Regions from separate parts of the Homo sapiens genome. Here region 1 is linked to region 2. The links are chromatin contacts, found by Hi-C or POLR2A ChIA-PET in ENCODE. All regions are on one chromosome and are shown on one strand. Each heading gives the region's core, a stretch centred on a gene start or an enhancer-like site at or near the end of the contact. The rest is flanking DNA. Distances are from core to core; before and after follow the strand shown. Region 1 has its middle 96 kb from the start of SERTAD2. Region 2 holds the start of OTX1 (orthodenticle homeobox 1).

The links. Hi-C counts contacts between places; a loop is a spot of excess contacts on that map. ChIA-PET counts read pairs that join two places held with the same protein, here RNA polymerase II (POLR2A). Pooled maps may share reads with other maps.
Region 1: a map of PC-9 shows a loop between it and region 2 (37-fold over the local background). The contact joins the enhancer-like site here to the promoter of OTX1 in region 2. A Hi-C loop is called at or near these places in 1 of 168 maps with a recorded cell type or tissue (PC-9) and 4 of 50 pooled maps. POLR2A ChIA-PET finds 5 or more read pairs at or near these places in 1 of 52 experiments (IMR-90).

The regions. Positions count from the first base shown.
Region 1 is chr2:64,746,949-64,752,031 of GRCh38, forward strand. No RefSeq gene overlaps it. Among named protein-coding and RNA genes, the nearest start is that of SERTAD2, 96 kb to the left of the region's middle. RefSeq lists silencers at 3,374-3,443, 3,775-4,774. Within about 2 kb of position 3,148, at least 36 of the 41 ENCODE cell types and tissues checked have a DNase peak (open chromatin) inside an H3K27ac peak, as active enhancers do; they include PC-9, where a contact is called at or near this core.
Region 2 is chr2:63,047,986-63,053,106 of GRCh38, forward strand. OTX1 (orthodenticle homeobox 1) reads left to right here and starts at 2,845. Exons shown (of 5, transcript NM_014562.4): 1 at 2,845-2,912; 2 at 3,264-3,332; 3 at 4,895-5,102. The coding sequence starts at 5,006. It overlaps EHBP1-AS1 (EHBP1 antisense RNA 1), which reads right to left and starts at 536. Exons shown (of 4, transcript NR_033389.1): 1 at 404-536. RefSeq lists enhancers at 1-596, 575-1,983, 597-1,346, 1,347-2,094 and a silencer at 2,211-2,870.

The sequences.
Region 1 (5,083 bases), core at 1,898-4,397, 1.7 Mb after region 2:
CATCCAACTTAATGACAGAAAGTGTGGGAGTCAGATTTTATGATTAAAAACTGGACATGTCAGGTATCAAAGAAGGATATGACAGGCATACTTTTCAGACTATTTTCTGTTTAACCTTGAAAATAAAAAATAGTTCCATAATGAAGAGTAAATTATACTGTAATTCCTCTCATTTATTCTCTATTTGCAAAAATTGAGAAAGTGAAAATTCAATTCAATAATACAAATAATAGTATTACTTATATTTGTATAAGTATCACTTATAATGTCACTCAACTACTATAAACATGAGAGTAGCATTATTTAATTAATTTCACATGCATTAATTAAGCTTCTTTAAATAAAAGGTACTGGGCACTGGAGATTAAATTATAAATGAAATACTATTCTTACCCTCAAAGAGCTTTGTTTAACAGGAGGGAAAACCACAGATAACAGCAAATGTGTGATATGTATTACACTTTAATAGAGGTATGTACATTCTATTATGCAAGTTTAAATGAAAGGGGATCAACTCAATTCATTCAATAGCTAAATTTCTTTTTTTTTTTTTTGAAACAGGGTCTTACCAAGCACAGTGGCTCATGCCTGTAATCCCAGCACTTTGGGAGGCCAAGAGGGGTGGATCACTTGAGGTCAGGAGTTCAAGACCAGCCTGGCCAACATGGTGAAACTGTGTCTCTACTAAAAATACAAAAATTAGCCGGGCGTGGTGCCGCACACCTGTAATCCCAGCTACTCAGGAGGCTGAGGCAGAAGAATTGCTTGAATCTGGAAGGCAGAGGTTGCAATGAGCCAAGTCTGCACCACTGCACTCCAGCCTGGGCGACAGAAAGAGACTCTGTCTCCAAAAAAAAAAAAAAAAGAAAAAAAGAAAAAGAAAAAGAAAAAAAAACAGGGTCTCTGTTGCCCAAGCTGGAGTGCATGCAGTGGCGTAATCACAGCTCACTGCAGCCTCCACCTCCAGGGCTCAGTAGCTGGGACTACAATCATGTGCCACCACATTCAGCTGATTTTTGTATTTTTTGTAGAGACGGGGTTTTGCTGTGTTGCCCAGGCTGGTCTCAAAGTCCTGGGCTCAAAGTCCACCTCAGCCTCCCTAAGTGCTGGGATTACAGGCATGAGCCACTGTGCCTGGTCCAGTAGCTCTATTTCTTAAAGAGTCATACAAACTCTAGATTAAAAGTATAAATCTCATAAAACATTAGGCATATTGATAAAAATTTTGATTATTTTATTGATAACAATAAATTTATCTTTACAAAAAATTGTCTAAAAAACATATTCATATTTCAAGATATGCAAAGCACATAAGAGTTAAACTTGCAAAGATGCACCAAAGACTACTCAAGATCTTTGCATATATTAACTCATTCTGTGCGATCACAATAACCCTATGAAGTAGGTGCTATTATTTCCATTTTACAGATGAGGAAACTGAGGCTAACTTGGCCAAGGTCACAAAGATAATGAGGAAAAGCTGGGGTTTAAACTTACGGAATCTGGTTCTGGAAGCCCCACTTTTTTTTTTTTTTTTTTTTAATTATTTTGTAGAGACCGGATCTCACCATCTTGACCAGGTTGGTCTCAAATTCCTGAGCTCAAGCCATCCTCCCACCTCAGCCTCCCAAAGTGCTAGGATTACAGGCATGAACCAGCGTGAGGTCCTACTCTTAACCACTACACTAGACACCTCTCTAAGACTGCTGGTGATGATGGGGTAGCTAACCTGGAGTGCTCTGTGACATGTACTCTCATGCAACCTTACAACAACCCCTTGAGAAGTCATTCTTTCCATCTACAGGACAAAACCCACAAAAGCCAGGTTAGAAACGTCCCCCAAGGTCACACAGCCAGTGAGGGATGGTGGTAAGATTCAAACTCTGGCAGCATGGCTCCCTTGTGCTATGAGGTCTTTCAATAATTCAGTCTTACACTCATAAAAAAGGTCACATGATAAAATTTACTAAACAATTCAAAAAGGTTTTGTGTAAGTCTTCCTGAAACACTCTGGAAGGTTTTGGGGCTTATGACAAGCATTTCTTTAAGACAGCATTTACATTTAAGTCACTTTTCATCTTTACTACTTTGGGCTGATCATAAACACATTTCTGCTCTTTAAAAAGAAATATTTCTGTAGCAACTTGGCAGATTTCGGTACAGGAACAGTCTATTCTTTAAAATTAAATTTAGTAACAACTTATTCTGGTTACTCTGAAAGAGAAGGAGAGAATGAACTATTAAGAGGCCTTTCCTGTACTTTAATGTTTCAAAACATGTTTGGTTTGGCCTCATTTGAATCTTGTGGACAACTAGCCCAGAACTTGACTCAAAAAGAGTAATACCATTTTAAAACAGCTGAATTCTAAAAAGCAACCTCAGAAGCCAACTCTGAGCAACTATTTCTCATAATTTTTACTTTTATTTCAAACAAAATATGAAAGATGCATATGGCAACATCCTCATAAAGCATATATAGACAGGTATTTGTACTTCTGAGCTATGGACAACCAAGAAACCAAATCAAAATTTTACAAAATTCTGTAGTATGACATTGCTGAACAAGCAATGAAGTACACAAAAGATGGATATCAAAAGAGAAATAATCCATATTTCTCTCATATCCTTAACATGCTCCATTGTGTCCAGTGACTGAGAAATTTAAAACTCTGTGTTGTAATGCCTCCCTGTAACAGAGGTGAGCTAAAGATGAAGTGTCAAGCTGGATTTCCATCTTACCTTGCTTTCCCCCAACAGGTTCAAAGACTTCATAACCTTTGATACGGACTTGATATTTTTTCAATAGGGAACCCATAAAACTATTTTCAAATAAAAACACTAAGCAATGCCACTAGACAATCTGTCTTTCTCTGCTTTATCGCTGCCCTATCGCCACGCATTAAAATTAAAAATACCTTTCTGCCTTGCCTTTATTGAATAAAAGTTTAACTTTGAATTAGAAGAAAACGTACCCATCGTCCCTTTTACACTTTTTGCAGGTGATAGAATCTATCAGATCACATTGGTGGCTATCACTGCTCTCTAAGCATCCTAAAGACAGAAAGCATGCCATTACCAAATGTTTTATAAGCGTTATAATGCCCCGATGGTGGAAGTCTGGCAATACCTAGATATACAGCAAGGCTGGTGAATAAGGAGCTGAGGGGCGGAGGAAGCGGGAGCGAGGGAGGGAGGAAAGGAGGGAGTCGCCACCTTAAATCCACGCCGGACCGGGAACCTGCAGCCCACAACCTGATCCCTGCCCTCCCCAACAGTGGACCGGCCACCACATTTTTTCAGATCCTCCTCACCCAACCCAGCACAGCACTCACCCTTCTGCGAAGAAGTCGGCACCCAGTCCAGCTCCGAGACGGGTCGGGGTGGCAGCGAGGGAGGGGGCGTCTGGGCTGTGGGCGGGGGGTGTCTGTGCGTCACTCGAGTACAGGACGGTGAGTTCGAGGGGTGGGAGCGCAGAGGAGCGGGGAAATCAAGTCACGGCCGAAAAGGGAGAAGGAGAAACGGAGGGGTGGGGTGATGGAGCGCCCCCTCCCTAAAATAAACCCACCGGCCCCTACGATCTCTGCCCCAGAGAGGGAAAATAAAATCAGGGGAAATAATAGACCAACCAATAAATCTCTAAAACGACGAGGAGCGAGGAACAGACTTTAATTTAAAGGGGGGAAAATTGAGCGAGGGCTGGAGGGGAGACAGAGGGAAGCGGCTCTGGGTCTATCCCATGCCTTTGCAGTCCCCAGGCAGAGGAGGAGGCTGGCTGAGGGGAAGTTGCAGCGGCTCCCGAGGAGGAGGAGGAGAAGGAGGAGGAGGATGTTACACCGTAACAAGTACAGACAGACAGCCATGGATCAGAGGGGCGCTGCAAGCAGGAGCAGGGGCGGCCGCGGCGGGGCGAGCGGCGGCGGGCGGCAGCACCGCCTGCTCGGCTCGCTCAAGACATTTAATTGGATTGATGGGTTGTGCAGTGACTCACAGACTTTACAGAGTCGTACAGCAATCCCCGCCCAGCTGGACAGGGGTGATGCGGCGGGGACGGGCGGGGTAAGGGGGCCGAGAAAGAGGTGAGCTAGGAGGCGGCGACGAGAGGGTGAGGAGCTGAGGGGGCGGAGCGGAGCGGAGCTACCCAATGGTGAGGCCCATCGTTCCGACGGGCGTGGGCCTCGACCTATGGCGGCGCGGCTCGTTAAGCGGCTGGCTGCACCCCTGGCCCAATGAGTCTTCTAAGGACACTGCCGCGAGCGGGGCGGGGGCAGTGGAGTGGGGGGTGGGGAGAGGTGGGTGGACGTTCAAGTGTGGGGTGGAGGGAAGGAGGAGGCGCCGGAGACCCGCGGAGTCACTCGGCCCTCCTCGCTCCAGAAGTGCGCCTTCTGCCAATCCGAGCGCCTCGCGGGAGTGATGGACGCGAGCGTGTGGCCAATGGGGAGGAGAGGGCTTCCGCAGCCGGCCAGAGGGGAAGGAGCGGGCGGGCCCGGCCTCCTCCTCTCCACCAGCTCCTCTCCGGGCCAGCCCTCCCCTCCCGCGCGGCTCGGGTCAGTCACGCAAATAACAGTGTGAGGGCCGGGGCTGCGCGGGGGGGCGGCGGCCCGCTGCTGGCTGCGTGACAGCGATGGGGACTGGCTGTGCTGCCTACTCTGATCCGGCAGGAGGAGGCGGCGGCGGAGGCTGGCTCCTAACTCTGCGTGCAGGCGGCGGCTGCTGCTCAGACTCTGCCTGGCGCTGCCGGGGAGCCCCTACGGCCAAACCCCACTCCCGGGGGACAGCCAGATTTGGAGTGAATCAGATCACGCAGTGCCCACTCTTGGAGACCGCTCCGGGGGAAGTCCGGCGGGGCTGTGTGCTGGGATCTGAGGAGGCTGGAAGCCGTAGGCGGGAGGCTTGGCCGTGACATTTGCCCCTTGCTTGCTTGCCTGTTTTCTGGGAAAGTCAGGGTAGGGTGTGGGCAGGTCGAAACAGCTCCTGAATACGTCCTGTTGCTTTACTGAGTTTCTGGAAAAGGCACTTCTTAACCTGGTATGAGCGAAGCTGTAAATGCATGTCGATACCTCAGCTTCCTCCAACCCTCCCTCCC
Region 2 (5,121 bases), core at 1,595-4,094:
TGGCCGGGCCTGGAGGTCACCTGGATGCTGGATCCTTGTCTCCACACCCAGCTCCCTCGCCCCTTCCCGGCTCGAGGGCCTTGAGCTGGACGGCTTCACCTCCTCCAGTGGTGTCCCCACTTCCCCTTCCCGCACCGCGGCCGATGCTGGAACGGTCATGGCTTCTGGCCCAGCATCTCCCACCTGGACATTTGCCTAGCGACGGCCGCCTCAATCCTCTGCGCTGCTTTCAAGAAACTTTCATCCCAGTCTCTCTCCCTCTCCACTCTCCTCCCTCTCCCCCTCTCCTCTTTCTTTTCTTAATCCTGGGGTTTTATGGGCTGAGCGTTAAGAAAATTCGCCTGCAATTTGGGATTAGATAAATACTCTAATTAGGAAAAAAAAAATCCGTGCTACTTGATACCTCCCAACTTCCCCGAGAATGGTGGCAGCATCTGGAACCGAGAGCGCCGGCCTCCCGCGAGGCGTACCCCGGGGACCGCGCTGGCACATTCCAGAGCGCACTGCCGTCCCACCTCGCTGCGCCGGACCCAGGTCAGGTGCTGAGGCTGCAGGCGAAACAGGGCCTGGTGGAGGGAGGAATGAGTTAAGGTGGAGGAATGGGGCAAGGTCACGCGCCCCGGCACTGGAGGGCCAACCCCGGCACACAGCGGACTGGCCGGGACTAGGGCAGCGCCGGGCTATGGACGCGGACGCCGGCGAAGCGCACCCCGGGACGTCCGCATATTCTTTCCCCCAAAACTAGTGCGCTCCAGCCGGCGCCTTTCCTCGGAACCTAAGGAAGGGGTATATTTCGTTGCTTTCTTTAAACCTCAGCACGATCACAGTGGCTCCGAGCCGCGGGCGGCTGACCGCGGGCCTCGCGGGCTACTCCTGGTAGGGGCCTGCGCGAGCCTAAGGTGTGTCCCCGCCTGGGTTAGCGCTGCGCTCTGCACTGTTTCTTTTCCTCTTAAAGCTTCTTTCTCACTCACTCTCTCCCTCCTTCTCTCTCTCATTTTTTCCCCATTTCTCTCGTTCTTTTATTCAGCTTTCTCTCTTTCTCTCCCTTTTGTGAATGGGCCGCGGTGTCTTTGTTCTGTAGAGAAGCGCCCGTGTCGCTGACTTTTGTGAACCAGAGAAGGATCTTGTAAAACCTCCTTTTCTCCTTCGTACGCCCCCACTCCCACCCCTCCTCCCCTGCCTCTTTGATTAGATGTTCCCTCATCGTCAAAAAAAAAATGTAATTTCGTTGGTCTGGCGGCCACTTTCTTTGAACATTAGCTCGCTTTCAGCTCCAACTTCAATTAGAAGGAGTTGATTTTGAGAGATCAACAAAAGAACCGACCAAAGCCTTATTAAAGGTCCTAAGAAGATCTCCCGGGTCCTTTGAGAAGCAGTTAAGGAAACAGTGTGCCCTCCATCATATTCTGTTACCGTATTTTATTCGGACTCCAAAGGAAAGTGTCGCTTGGGGGAGGGGGAAGCACTTTGATGAGCGGCGGCCGCGGCCCCTTTTCACTCAGCGGGCTCCCCCTTCGTTCTCCTCCTCCTCACCCAGCGCCCGGTCCGCTCTCGGCGCCCGACCCCGCAGCCCGGGCAGCGCGAGTGCTCCCCACTGCGATGCGCCTGGAGGCTCCTTGACTTGCCCTCACACTTAATCCTGTGCAAACTTTTTACCCCGCCTGTCGGGGTGGGGGAGTGGGGGAGATTAGAAACAAGGGGTAGAAATTCCTCGAAAGGGAATAAAGTGCCTAATTTTCAGGAGGAGGTGCCATTTAAAAGATTCGCCTAGCTTAGAGTTGGAACGAAAACTCTTTTTTGCACTTTTAAAAGTCCACCCAGGTAGACGTGTTTGGGAAGTTTTTTCGGGTGGGAAATGGGCTTCGCCCGTACGAACAATCCGGGGAAATCGCCTCAAGGAGGATCCTTACGCAGCATGTGGAAAAAAGTTGAGGGCAGGGGTCTGTGGCCACATTTTCCATCAAAAAGTCCCTGTTAGAGGCAGTCTAAGAAAGAGAGAGAAAGAGCGAAAAAGAAACTTTCCTATCAAAATGTTTCAATTAAGAAGTAGGGTGTACGTGTGAGGGGAAGAGGACGCTGGGCTCCAACGTTTCAGTAGAAGCGCTTAAGACTTGCAAACACCCTTGGTGGGGACCTGGAACCCCGGGAGATGCCGACGAGCAAGCAGGTAAGTGGCGGCGCCCTCCCAGTGGGTGCTCTTCCCAGGCGCGAGAGTCCGGAGGGGCCGAGGAGAGATCTGCACGCCCGGAGCTGCTCCCGCGCTCTGCAAAGTAGCCTGCGCCGGCACGAGCAGCCCGCGGCGTCGGTCTCAGGTGGCGGCGCCGGGGAAGAAAACGCTGGGGCCCGCGGCGCCGGGAGAGGGGCCGAGGCCCGGGCTCCTCCAGCCCGCCGCCCCCGGGTCCTGGCGCCCACACCCGAGCGGCTGAGCCCTGTAGCGCGCGGGAGAGCGAAGGAACCGGTTCTCCAGCACCTCGCCTCCTCCCTGCCACTCCCTCCGGAGCGCCGAGAGCGCGAGAAGGGCGGGGGCGCCCAGGGCAGGCCTGGAGACCCACGGCCCCCTCCGCGGCCAGGACTCGGGCTCTCCGCTCGCCTTCCTCGCCTAGCTCTGCGCCGCTTTTGCCAGCCGAGTCCCGGAGTTAGCGCGCGACCGGGGCGGGGCGGGAGGGCGGGGAGGGCGGGGTGTGGGGGGCGGGGGAGGGCGGGGGCGCGCGGAGGTAACCCCCGGCTCGCGCAGCCATTGCCCGGCTCCCTGTCACTCAGCCCGCGCGGGGCCCCCGATTGGCGGCCTAGCCCCGTTACGCACTCGCCTCGCGTTCACATACCCGGGGAGGGCAGTAGAAAGGTGATCAATCTTCATCAGGCTACATTTCCAATCACCTAAACAACCGAGCAAGACAAGCCACTCCGACAAGGTAAATCGCTTGATTTATTTAGTTTGCAAAGTGACTCTGCAGGACTTCCCAGTCCCCACTGCCTCCACGTTGCACCGGGAGTGCCGCGGCAACGCCGAGCCACCTCCCAACTCTGCCCCTCGAATTCCCCCCCTTGCGGCCCCTCGGCGCGATCCCAGGCGAGGCAATGTCCTGAGAACGTGTGGGGCTTAGCAAACAAAGTGTCTGTGCAATAAAGTGAAACCCAGAAGGACACGCACAAAGCCATTGAAAAAAAAGATAGAGGTGGGAAGAAGGAAGTTGGGAAAAGAAAGAAACCTGGGGGTCCTAGACCAGCCGCCAGGGTAATTCCAGTGCTGCTCTGTTTTGCAGGTTGGCTGCCCGGCGGGTCTCTGTGAGAGATCCAGGTAGATGGTGAACGGCCCCGGCAGCTGAGGGCAGGTAAGGAGAAAGCCGCGGGGCCACCCCGGACTCCGGGAGCGCGTTGGTTACCCTTATCTCCCCCTCCTCAAATGGATCCCGGCTTCCCCGGTCCCCAGCAGGTGGTCGGGGCTGTGGGAGCGGCCTGGCTCCCCTCTTGGTGAGCCGAGGACCCCGGGGCGCTGTCGCGGCCCGCAGCCCCCTCCCCCGCCTCCTCCGAAGTAACCAAGCTGAAGTGCTAAGTTTGGAGAAAGTCTTTGAAAACTCACGCTGCAGCTTCGCAAAGCCGTCGCAGCTTTGAGTCCCATTTTCCTTCGGCCCTAGAGCCCTGGCTGCTTCCCTTCCGGTCCCCTTCCTACAAGCTGGACTCCCTCAGCCCAGGTCTTGGGTCCCAGAAGACGGGGGCGGGAACGGGGCTGGGGGGAGCTTCTTTAGCTCTAACTTCTCTCCTTGAACGTCCTAGCCCGAGTCCCTGGCTTGCTTCACAGCGATCCCGCTAAGCGGGGTGTAGCGATGGCCCCCCAGGGCCCCAGGCCCAGTTTCCAGCGCCCCTCCCTGACCCCTGAGAGTGGCACCCCGGGTTCCCGGCAGCGGCGGGGGCGAGGCTTCGACCTCCCAGCTCGGGTCTGCGTGGGCTACGCCGCTGAGGCCTAGTTCTCTGTTCTCGACCGTGTCCTGGGGCCGCGGGTTCAGCTACAAGGATGGCAGCACGCGACTTGCTGCCCTCCGGCTTCACAAATCCCCGAGACCCTTTGAGGTGCTAGGCCAGTCACCCTTCACCCCCTGCTGGGACCCTGCGGTCCGCAGCCCAGACTGGGCAGAGAGAAGGCCGGGTGCGCGCTGGCAACGAAGGACGCTGGCCGCAGCTGAGGCGCTCCCGACCTCAGGCCGCATCTTGGGGTCGCCCCCCTCTACAGTGGCCCCTTCGGCGTCCTCTGGCCCTCTGCGAAGCCTGGGCCCGTTACTGCGGTTGAGGTGCGGTGGGATTTCGCGTCAGCGATCTTTCAGTGGCTGGGCACAGAGAGGTCAGCTGGAGTGGTGATTGCGGGATCTGGGGCAGGGGCGCAGCCCTGGAGACCTTTAAAGGAACCAAGTGTCTAAGTGGACAAGAAGTGCAATTAGCCCTCCACATTGGCCCTTTGTAGTCTCTACCTTTTCAAAAACACGTGAAACAAAATGAAACAACGCCTCATGCTCTGGGCGGCCTGCCGTCCGGGCACCAAGTGAACCTTTGCTTGTGCAACATGAAGCTGGCTTCTGCCGGATTCAGAATTTTGCCTGGACTTGGGAGCTTGTACACTCCGCGGTTCTGGCTCTGACCTCCCCAGCCTGGCCCTGCTTTTAACTTCTCCTTACTCCTATGGACTCCCTACCAGTGTCTTTGGCTCATTCCAACCCTAGAGCCAGACGACCCAGAAAACTTTACTTTTCAAAGTAACTGTGGTTTCTGGGCTAAGGCCTTGTGGATCCCAGTTGACCACCCTGCGCAGTTCTGTAACCTGCCTTCCCTGTCTATCCCGGGGCAAGACTTGGCAGCCAAGTGGCTCCGATTGACGGTTTCCGTGTGTCTCGTGTCTTCATAGGCCAGGCCCCCAGACGCATCAGACCCTGAAGGACTGCGTGGTGGGAGCCCTGCACCGCTCCTGGCCCCGGGCCCCCTGGATCCGTCGGGGCGCCTCCACCCAGCTGTTAGCATGATGTCTTACCTCAAACAACCCCCATACGGCATGAACGGGCTGGGCCTGGCCGGGCCCGCCATGGACCTCCTGCACCCATCCGTGGGCTATCCGGGTGAGCACCAGCCCTCCCG